Regions from separate parts of the Homo sapiens genome. Here region 2 is linked to region 1. A link is a contact called in ENCODE Hi-C or POLR2A ChIA-PET data. All regions are on one chromosome and are shown on one strand. Each heading gives the region's core, a stretch centred on a gene start or an enhancer-like site at or near the end of the contact. The rest is flanking DNA. Distances are from core to core; before and after follow the strand shown. Region 1 overlaps TEKT5 (tektin 5). Region 2 holds the start of LINC01290 (long intergenic non-protein coding RNA 1290).

Region 1 (5,550 bases), core at 1,280-3,779:
CAAGACCAGCCTGGGCAACATAGCAAGACCCCATCTCTACAAAAAATTAGCCAGGCATGGTGGCACACACTTGTAATGCCAGCTACATAGGAGACTGGGTTGGGAACATCACCTGAGCCCAGGAGTTCTAGGCTGCAGTGAGATATGATAGTGCCACTGCACTCCAGCCTAGGCAACATAGTGAGATCCAATTTCTACAAACAAAATAAAAATAAATAGCCAGGTATGGTGGCATGCACCTGTAGTACCAGTTACTCAGGTGGCTGAGGCAGAAGGATCACTTGAGCCCGGGAGTTTAAGGTTGCAGTGAGCCATGATCATGCCATTGCACTCCAGCCTGGGCAACAGAGAGAGAACTTGTCTCTAAAAATAAAATTAAAAATGAAAATAAAAGAGAAACTTCAGGTCTCTTCAATAAATGCAAAACCATCAGCACTTGCTGTAAGCAGAGGGTAGCTAGAAAATAAATATAAGGGAAGCAGAGCCAACCATTCAAATGCAGTCTGAGCCTGTGGCCTGCAGAAACTGCTCAATGCTGAAGCTGCTCTTTGTGAACCATGCAAGATGGCCAAGGGCTAGAGAGACAAAGATAGGCTGGCACCACGTGGGGCCTCATGCCTGGAAATGGTCAGCAGGTTTGAAAGAGAATTGACAAGGAGGTAACTGTCTCATTTCTCTTATCTAAAAACCAGGGGATGCAGGCAGGGCGTGGTGGCTCATGCCTGTAATCCCAGCACTTTGGGAGGCCGAGATAGGCGGATCACTCGAGGCCGGGAGTTCGAGACCAGCCTGGCCAACATGGCAAAACCCTGTCTCTACTAACAAAAATAAATAAATAAATACAAAAATCAGCCAGATGTGGTAGCACATGCCTGTGTCCCAGCTACTCAGGAGGCTGAGGCAGGAGAATCACTTGACCCTGGGAGGCGGAGGTTGCAGTGAGCCGAGATCACTCCACTGCATTCCAGCCTGGGTAACACAGCAAGACTCTGTCTCAAAAAAAAAAATGATAAATAAAAATAAAAGCCAGGGAATGTTGCTAGAACCTTCTGCATAGGATTGGTTTGGTTCTATAATGAGATGATTCATGTAAGAGTCTTGGCGCAGGACCTGGCCTGGAGTAAACTCTTGATAAATGGTTGTGTGTGCCTGTGCCCTTGTTCCTCTGCTTACACAGGAATTCCAGGAGAACTGACATGGTGCCTTTTTTTGTGGCCCTGTCCCCCACCCATGTGCTGTACATCAAAGGCATTTAATAAATATTTTTAACAGGAGGTGGGAGGGACTTGAGTTCTGTGATGCTGACAGTGACCATTTGTCTCACTTGTAGCCAGTACTCGTATGTGCTCAACAAGTGATTGTTGTGTAAAAAAGCAAACAACAGAGTGTAAAGTCCAGCAGAATGTCCACTCCACAAGGACAGGGTTTTCCAGCTGTTGTGGTTACTCGGATCCACTGCCTAGAACAGTGCTTGGCACTAAGTAGGTGCTCAACGAACATTTGTTGCACTGACATATGAATCAATGACTCTGTGGATGAATGAATGAATGAAGAAAAGATTGAGCTTATGAATGAGTATTAGCTCTTCCTTTCCCAGACCCAGGAGACAGGCCTTTTGTAAAGTTTCAGGTCCCCATCACAGGCTGACTGAGCCCTAAGCATGGTGACCAGGAAATGGAGAAAGTGAACAAAGAAAGAGACAAGGTGGGCTCAGGTCTCTGGCCTGAGGCATCTCTAGATTTCCCTAGCAACAGCACCTACTGGTGGAGGGGAGCATCCTGGGAGCTGCCCTGGATGGGCTCAGGGTGGGGCCAGGAAGGCGCGTACCACAGGTGGCTGCTGCTTTTTTTTTTTTTTTTTGAGACAGGGTCCCACTCTGTCACCCAGGCTGGGGTGCAGTGGCGTCATCACAGCTCACTGCAGCCTCGACATCCCAGGCTTAAGCGATCCTCCTGCCTCAGCCTCCTGAGTAGCTGGGACCGCCGGTGTGCACCACCACGCCCGGCTTATTTTTTTTTAAATTTTTTGTAGAGACAGGGTCTCACCATGCTACCCAAGCTGGTCGAATTCCTGGACTCAAGCAATCTGCCTGCCTCAGCCTCCCAAAGTGCTGGGACCACAGTTGTCAGCCACCGCGCCCAGCCCACTGGCAGCTTCTTATCACCCGCTGAACCCTCAGTAATGTCCCGTCCACCCCAGCAATAGGCTCTTCAAGTAGGGACGCCTAGATGGTAGGGGCTGTTTTCCATGACAGGGCAAACACTGGGCAAAGTGGCACCAAGGAGCATTTTTCATCTATATAAGGCTTTATTTTCTTCTGCGCTGGGCTGAAGTGGTGCATTCTAAGGGTTGTACATCCCACCCACTGCCCCCACAAAGGGGAGGTTTCTGAAGAAAATCCCCAGGGCTTCCAAGAGAGGTGTTGCCGCATTGAGTGTTTATATGCCACTCACATTCTGGGCACAGAACATTCTTATGGGATAATGTTTAACCAGCGTGTGGGCTGAGTTGCTGTGGCTCACAGAGGACCAGGTGAAGGGCTGGCCTCCTTCCTAGGTGGGCTCTGGAGGAGGCTGGGCCTCCTTGCCCTCCCATAACCCAGCTTCTCGTCTTGACTCCACCAGTAGGAAACAGGCATCCTTTTGTCCTCTTTAGGGAGCAAACTGCTATCTATTTTTCCTGGATTTTTTCTTAAGCTAATACAGAAGCCAGGACTTTGATTCTTTGAAAAAAAAAATTCTGTTTTAAGCAATTTCTTGGTGCCCATAGGTTATGGGCCCAACCTCATTCAGTCATTCCTTGCATATTAAGATGTGTGAATGTTTTACAGCTTATGAGAAAGGAAAAAAAGCAAAGTGACTGTAAAATCCTTGAAGGCAGGGACTGGGTGTTATACTTGCAATCCCACCTCATTCAGGAGCAATTTACTGTGTAATCAGTTTTCCCCTATCTTAAAATCCGAGATGGGCAGGATTCTATAATTTGTAGGGCAGGTTGTTCCCAAATTTGAGTGTGCACAAGAGTCACTGGGGGGAAGCTGGTTAAAAATCTAGATTTCCAGATCCCACTGTGATTCATTCATTCAATTGATGTTTATTGAGCTACTACCATAAGTAGGGTTTCCAGATTTAGCAAAGACAAATACAGGATGTCCATTTAAACTTGAATGTCAGATCAACAAATTTTTTTTTTTTTTTGAGACAGAGTCTTACTCTGTTGGCCAGGCTAGAATGCAGTACAGTGTTGTGATCATAGCTGAGTGCGACCTCGACCTTCTGGGCTCAAGCAATCCTTCCTCAGCCTCCCAAGTAGCTGGGATTACAGATGTGCACTATATGCCTGGCCAGTTTTTCTTTTTTTTCTGTAGAGATGGGGTCTCACTATATTGCCCAGGCTGGTCTCAAACTCCTTGGCTCAAGCGATCCTCCCACCTCAGTGCCCCGCAAAGTGCTGGAATTACAGGCACTAAGACACTATGGCCAGCCAACAAATTATTATATTTTTTAAATTTTATTTAGTTTTTGAGACAGAGTTTCACTCTTGTTGCCCAGTCTTGCAGTCCAGTGCAATGGTGTGATCTTGGCTCCCTGCAACCTCCGCCTCCCAGGTTCAAGCGATTTTCCTGTCTCAGCCTCCCAGTAGCTGGAATTACAGGTGCTTGCCACCATGTCTGGCCAATTTTTGTATTTTTAGCAGAGATGGGATTTTACCATGTTGGCCAGGCTGGTTTTGAACTCCTCTCCTCAGGTGATCTGCCTGCTTTGGCCTCCCAAAGTGCTGGGATTACAGGCGTGAGCCACTGTGCCTGGCCAAATTATTATTATATAGGATCTTGCTCTGCTGCCCAGGCTGGAGTGCAGTGGTGCATCACGGCTCACTGCAGCCTTCACCTCCTGGGGTCAGGCAGTCCTCCCACCTCAGCCTCCTGAGTAGCTGGGACCACAGGTGCAAACCACCACACCTGACTAATTTTTTTGTATTTTTTGTAGAGATGGGTTTTCACTATGTTGCCCAGGCTGGTCTCGAACTCCTGGGCTCAAGCAATCCTCCCACCTCAGCCTCTCAAAGTGTTTAGGATTATAGGTGTGAGCCATTGTGCCTGACCTACAAATCATGTTTTAACATCAGTATGTCTCATGCAATAACTGGGGGGGCTTGCCTCCTTGCATTCATGCTACTATAACCAAGTACCACCATAGGCTAGGTGGTTTGTAAACATCAAAATTTATTTCTCACAGTTCTGGAGGCTAAAAGTCCAAGGTCAGGGTGCCAGCATGATCGGGTTCTGGTGAGGGCCCTCTTCCGGGTTGTAGACAGCCTTTGTATTTCTTCACCTGGCAGAAAGAGAGTAAAGTAGCCTCTTCTTATAAAGGCACTAATCCCATTCATGAGAGCTCCACCTCATCACCTAATCGCCTCTCAGAGGCCCCACCTCCAGCACACTGGGACAGATTAAGCTTTCAATATAGGAATTTTGGGGGAACACAGACATTCAGGCAGTCCATTACAGAACATACACGAGAAAGTGCTTTGTTGTTTATATGAAATTCAAATTTAACTGGGAGTCCTATAGTTTAACTGGTAACCCTAATGCTGCACCAAACACTGTTCTAGGCGATAGGAGAACAGTGTGAACAAAACACAGCCCCTGATTTCTGATAGCTTATGTTATAGTCAGGAAGCCATTTCCTGGTGCCCCCATAGGGTCTGGAGACAAACTGATTCATGCAGACAAATAGATCCAGGAAGAAAGGGGGAAGCCAGGTGAGGGGTGCAGTGATGGAGGTGGCTGTCCGTTTTGAATAGAGTAGACAGGGAAGCTCTTTCTTTGGAGGTGACATTTAAGCAAGGACCTGGAGAGGTGAGATTTGGATGCAGTAAGTGTGTAGGGCTCAAGGATCTGCATAGATAATAAGCCATTCTGGAAGAATCCGATGTGGGGATCTGCGAACGCCACTTTGAGAAAAATGACTTTAGGGTTTCAAGCCTCATGTCCACCTCTGATGATGCACTTAGCTGTTTACAGCTCCTCTCTGGGCCTCAGTTGACTTCATATGTGCAATGGGAATAGTAGTCACTGACTCACTTTCTCACAGGGCAGTTGTGGGTATCAAATGACGTAAAAGATGGGAAAGGACTTTGTAAACTGAAAAACGCTCAGCAGGGTCTCGACTAGTGCCATCCATTAGAAATACAGTGCAAGCCCCTTGTGTAACTTTAAAGTGTCTAGTAGCTGCTTGAAAAAGCGAAAAATGTGAAATTGATTTTATGTTATTTTATTTATTTTTTGAGGCAGAGTTTTGCTCTTGTTGCCCAGTCTGGAGTGCGATGGTGCGACCTCGGTTCACTGCAACCTCCTCCTCCCGGGTTCAAGCAATTCTCCTGCCTCAGCCTCCCGCGTAGTTGGGATTACAGGCGCCTGCCACCACATCTGGCTAATTTTTTTTCTATTTTTAGTAGAGACGGGGGTCTCACTATGTGGCCCAGGCTGGTCTGGAACTTCTGACCTCAGGTGATCCACCTGTCTTGGCCTCCCAAAGTGCTGGTAAA
Region 2 (5,550 bases), core at 1,265-3,764, 120 kb after region 1:
AGGCTGATTCAGAGGGTCTGGGTGAATGATTTCCAGGTGATTTTAAGACTGTGCTGAGAAATAGGGCTTTTGGGGCCTTGTCCTTCAGGATCAAAGCATGATGCTGTGTGGCAATGCAGACCACCCAGGAACCATCCCAGGAGATAAGCTCTTTGCACCTCATTGTCTTTTTCTGCTTATGTTGGAGCAGGATGCTGGGGGCTGTCCTGGGATGGGGTGTGGGACCTCGTGCTATTTAAATACTTTTGCACTTGACCTTCTGCTGAGTGGAGTGGTGGTTTGCCATCAGCTCAGTTCCAGTGGAGCTGAAGAGACATCTGGTTTGAGTAGTTTTAGGGCCACCATGGATATCTCTTCAATGCAGGATTGGCTCTTTCCATCTGCTCTTTCATTCATTTGTTTTTGACAGATAGTATTAAATGTTTACCATGTTCCAGGCACTGTGTGAGGCTCTGAAAATACAGGGGTGAGCAAATCCAGATATCCTCCCTGCCATCATGAAGTTTGGAGTCTATGAGATAGGACCCCCTCCCTATGGAGAAGCCACCAATGCAGTACAGGGTGACCTGGGGCCAGAGACAGGACAAATGTCACCTCCTGCCTCCATGAGATACTCTCACTAGTCATATTGTGGGCAAGAATGTGGCTTACACCCCTAGGGTTAACAGGATGCTACCCAAGCTCATGGAGGAAGTTGAATCTTAAGTTCCCTTGAAACTTTCTACCTTGGTGGCTTTTCTATAATTTTCTTTTTTCTTTTTCTTTTTTTTTTTTTTTTTTGAGACTGAGTTTTGCTCTTGTTGCCCAGGCTGGAGTGCAGTGGCACCATCTTGGCTCACCGCAACCTCTGCCTCCTGGGTTCAAGTGATTCTCCTGCCTCAGCCTCCCGAGTAGCTGGGATTACAGGCATGTCCCACCATGCCCAGCTAATTTTTGTATTTTTAGTAGAGATGGGGTTTCTCCATGTTGGTCAGGCTGGTTTCGAACTCCCAACCTCAGGTGATCCGCCCACCTCAGCCTTCCAAAGTGCTGGGATTACAGGCATGAGCCACTGCGTCTGGCCTTCTATAATTTTCTGGTAGTCACGATGGAAACAAACAAAACACCTTAGAACCAGAGATCGACCCCCTCAAGCAATACATCAATTCCCTTCACAAGAAACGTCGGGGCTACATGAGTATCTGTGTTGAATGCGGTCTGAAATGATCCTATGGATTTTCCCGGCTGGTTGCCACTGCTGTACAACATTCAGTGCCCACATCCACCTGTGCCATTAAGCTTTTTTGAGACATGAGAGATGCCTCTTCCCTGCTGTATGACATGCATTTGGGAAGTTGGAAAGAAATGACAAAATCAGGGAGAAAACATCCAAGCTTCTTACCTGTAGATAGAATCAGCCCTCACTTGGTGCTTATTACCAGTTATTCAAGAACAATAACAACAACAAAATTAGTAGACATCCAAGAAGCACATATTAGGACCAAAGATAGCATCAACTGTATTTGAAGGAACTGTAGTTTGCGCATTTTATGACATTTTTATAAAGTACTGTAATTCTTTCATTGAGGGGCTATGTGATGGAGACAGACTAACTCATTTTGTTATTTGCATTAAAATTATTTTGGGTCTCTGTTCAAATGAGTTTGGAGAATGCTTGACTTGTTGGTCTGTGTGAATGTGTATATATATATACCTGAATACAGGAACATCGGAGACCTATTCACTCCCACACACTCTGCTATAGTTTGCGTGCTTTTGTGGACACCCCTCATGAACAGGCTGGCGCTCTAGGACGCTCTGTGTTCACTGATGATGAAGAAACCTAGAACTCCAAGCCTGTTTGTAAACACACTAAACACAGTGGCCTAGATAGAAACTGTATCGTAGTTTAAAATCTGCCTCGCGGGATGTTACTAAACTCGCTAATAGTTTAAAGGTTACTTACAATAGAGCAAGTTGGACAATTTTGTGGTGTTGGGGAAATGTTAGGGCAAGGCCTAGAGGTTCATTTTGAATCTTGGTTTGTGACTTTAGGGTAGTTAGAAACTTTCTACTTAATGTACCTTTAAAATAGTCCATTTTCTATGTTTTGTATAATCTGAAACTGTACATGGAAAATAAAGTTTAAAACCAGATTGCCCAGAGCAAGACTCTAATGTTCCCAACGGTGATGACATCTAGGGCAGAATGCTGCCATTTTGAGGGGCAGGGGGTCAGCTGATTTCTCATCAAGATAATAATGTATGGTTTTTACACTAAGCAACTGATAAATGGACAATTTATCACTGGACAATCTCCCTCTGCTTCTTTAATGGGGCCAGCTTTGCAGCCCTGCAGCCTGGGTAGTCGCACACATTTCCATGCATCCAAGGCCCCCATGCTTGGGAGAATGATCTGCTAGTGCCATTTTAAATTATTTTATATGTATTTCTTGTAGAGACAGAGTCTCGCTGTGTTGCCTACACTGGTCTAGAACTCCTGGCCTCAAGCGATCCTCCTGCCTCGGCCTGCCAAACTGCTGGAATTGCAGGTGTGAGCCACTCACTGTGTCCGGCATAAAGTAGAACATTCTTACAAGAAATAAATATTTCGTAGTCATGGAGAAGAACGCTCCTAAAATGTATGTATCCGTTCATTCATCCATCCATTCATTCATTCTTTTATGGGGCGGGGGGTCTGTTGCTTATGCTGGTTTTGAACTCCTGGGCTCATGTGATCCTCCCACCTTGGCTCCCAAAAGCATTGAGATTGCAGGTGGGAGCCACTGCGCCCGGCTTTAAAGTTCTTCGTATTTGAACAAGCAGCCCCATATTTTCACTTCTCAGGGATCCCCACAAATGACTGATCCTGTTTGTTTTTTAACCTTCCTGTTCATTGTTACTAGATCATGTTCTTTCATTTCATTTGTATTTAATAAAGACCTCTGCTTTAAAGGATGAGGTCATGATGGAATGAGACTATCTTCTACCACATATTCTGCTGAAAACTGAAAAATTCAGACAGAGAAGGAGAGAGAGAGAGACAGACAGATCCCTTTAGCTTCTATCTAAGGAATGCCAAAGGTAGCAAAAGCTATCTTTGTATCTTGAGAACACTCATTTCCATACTGTCACACAGGGTTTACAAACTAAAATCTTCAGAGGCTACTGTCTGCCTTCTTTGTGTTTCTAGATTGGATTTTTTTTTTTGTCCATATGGCTGGGGGATGGTGATCACCCCAGAACACTCAATTTCATATTTCTTCCATTCAGGAAATCAGCCTCTCATTCATTCATTCACCAAATATTTGCGTAGCTGTAATGGTACAAGCATTGTGCTAGGTGTTATGGTGACATCCTGTGCCTTTGTCTCCATTACATACTATGAACTTTTGGAAGGACATGATTGAACCTTTACCACCCATTACCAGGCCATAAGGAGCCCCAGCTGGACACAACTGAGATCACAACACATCACCCATCGCCCTGGAGTGGGAGCCGCCTTAATGAACTCAGTCCCTGCCTTGATCTAGATAATATTAGTCTCAGTTTCAAGTTTCCAGGGCTAGATTCTGATGGGTCTGTCTTGGGTAACACACTCACTCATCATTGCCCCAGTACTTGGCTGGAGTCAGGAGTGAGATCAAATTATGCAAACATGCGGGTCGCGGTGCAGTGGCTGATGCCTGTAATCCCAGCACTTTGGGAAGTGAAGGCGGAAGGATCACTTGATGCCAGGAGTCTGAGATCAGCCTGGGCAGCACAGCGAGACCCCATCTCTATAAAAACTACAAAATTAGCTAGGCATGGTGGTGTGCTCCTGTAGTCCCAGCTTCTCAGGAGGCTGAGGTGGAGAATCGCTTGAGCTTGGGAGGTCCAGGCCGCAGTGAGCTGTGATGACGCCGCTGCACTCTAGCCTGGTGACAGAAACTCTGCTTCAAGAAATAAAAATTCTTGTACATTCGTGAAACGAACTAACCCCTTCCCAAGAGGGATCTAACCTGAGGTCTCAACCGGCTTCCACTTCCAGCTCCCACTCCAGGGCGATGGGTGATGTGCTGCATCTCAGTCGGGTCCAGTTGGGGCTCCTTATGGCCTGGTAATGGGTGGCTAAAGGTTCAATCATGTCCTCTCAAAAGCCCCTAGTATGTAATGGAGACAAAGGCACAGGATGTCACCATGAATTGTCCCCTTGGAAAAGGGACAGGCAGAGAACCAATGTCCAGCGGCCACAGGTTCATTATTGGTCACAAATAGCAGGAAGCCCCTTCCCTGGCGGGAGGGAGATTGGTGGCTGCTCAATCCGTTGCTCTTGGTCCTGCTTAGTGGAACCATCTCCCTCATCCACTGTCCCCTGTGGTCAGATTTAAGATGGGTAGTGTGGAGCAGGCCCTTTCTTTCTTTCTTTCTTTCTTTTTTTTGAGACGGAGTCTCACTGTCTCCCAGGCTGGAGTGCAGTGCCGCGATCTCGGCTCACTGCAAGCTCCGCCCCCCCGGGTTCACGCCATTCTCCTGCCTCAGCCTCCCGAGTAGCTGGGACTACAGGCGGCCGCCACCACGCCTGGCTAATTTTTTTTTTTTTTGTATTTTTAGTGGAGATGGTGTTTCAACGTGTTCGCCAGGATGGTCTTGATCTCCTGACCTCGTGATCCGCCCGCCTCTGCCTCCCAAAGTGCTAGGATTACAGGCGTGAGCCACCGCGCCCGGCCAAATGAAGCGTCCATTGACCGGGAACTTTCTTTCTTCCTCTGGGTGTGAGGCCTAGTGTCTCAGAGGTAATTTTCAGCGTTGTATAGTTACAGGCTCTTCTCAGTCACAGATGGGGTTCCTTTGGCCATGCAAGATCTTGTCTCGACCCAATTTCTTCAAGTTTTTTTTTCAAAGCACAAAACATTTATTATCACAGAGATTTTGACAGTCAGGAATCCAGTAGTGGCTTATCTAGGTAGTTCTGCCTATGGCTTTTATGTGATGGGCCTAATAATTTGAGCCTCAGAATTCCTGGCCCCATGCCTCTGAGCTTTACTGCAGCCTTGAGGCAATACCTGCAAAGCCCTTCTAATCTGAGCTATCTCTCTATGCCTGTCCCTCTGTCTGATGAAAAATGCTAAAGGATCTAACATATCTTTTGCTGGAATCCCATACATCTTATCTTCTGCTTAGCTTTTTGCCGCCACACTATTGATCCTTCATTTATAGCAGGGCTTAGCAGATTATTTGCTTTTATATGGTTTACAAGCTGAGAATTTGTGTTCTTAAAAAGTTGTGAAAATAGTTGGGCACGGTGACTCATACCAGTAATCCCAGCACTTTGGGAGAGTGAGACGGGAGGATCGCTTGAGCCCAGGAGTTTGAGACCAGCCTGGGCCACATAGCAAGACACTGTTTCTACCAAAAAAAAAAAAAAAAAAAAAAATGCTGTGAATGGTGGCGCAGGCCTGTGGTCCCAGCTACTTGAAAGGCTTAGACAGGAAGATTGCTTGAGCTTGGGAGATGAAGGCTGCAGTGAGCCGTGATCTTGCTGCTGTACTCCAGCCTGGGCAACAGAGTGAGACTCTGTTTCATCAAAAAG

The links. A loop is a pair of places that touch in the nucleus more often than their neighbours do. ChIA-PET counts read pairs that join two places held with the same protein, here RNA polymerase II (POLR2A). Pooled maps may share reads with other maps.
Region 2: a loop to region 1 is called in a map of CD14-positive monocyte, with 2.3 times the contacts of the local background. The contact joins the promoter of LINC01290 here to the enhancer-like site in region 1. A Hi-C loop is called at or near these places in 2 of 168 maps with a recorded cell type or tissue (CD14-positive monocyte and mammary epithelial cell) and 4 of 50 pooled maps. POLR2A ChIA-PET finds 5 or more read pairs at or near these places in 3 of 52 experiments (AG04449, Panc1 and activated T-cell).

The regions. Positions count from the first base shown.
Region 1 is chr16:10,643,782-10,649,331 of GRCh38, reverse strand. All of the region lies in intron 5 of TEKT5 (tektin 5), which reads left to right. Among named protein-coding and RNA genes, the nearest start is that of TEKT5, 48 kb to the left of the region's middle. Within about 2 kb of position 2,529, at least 4 of the 41 ENCODE cell types and tissues checked have a DNase peak (open chromatin) inside an H3K27ac peak, as active enhancers do.
Region 2 is chr16:10,525,162-10,530,711 of GRCh38, reverse strand. LINC01290 (long intergenic non-protein coding RNA 1290) reads left to right here and starts at 2,514. Exons shown (of 2, transcript NR_149081.1): 1 at 2,514-2,620. EMP2 (epithelial membrane protein 2) reads left to right here. Exons shown (of 5, transcript NM_001424.6): 5 at 1-2,290.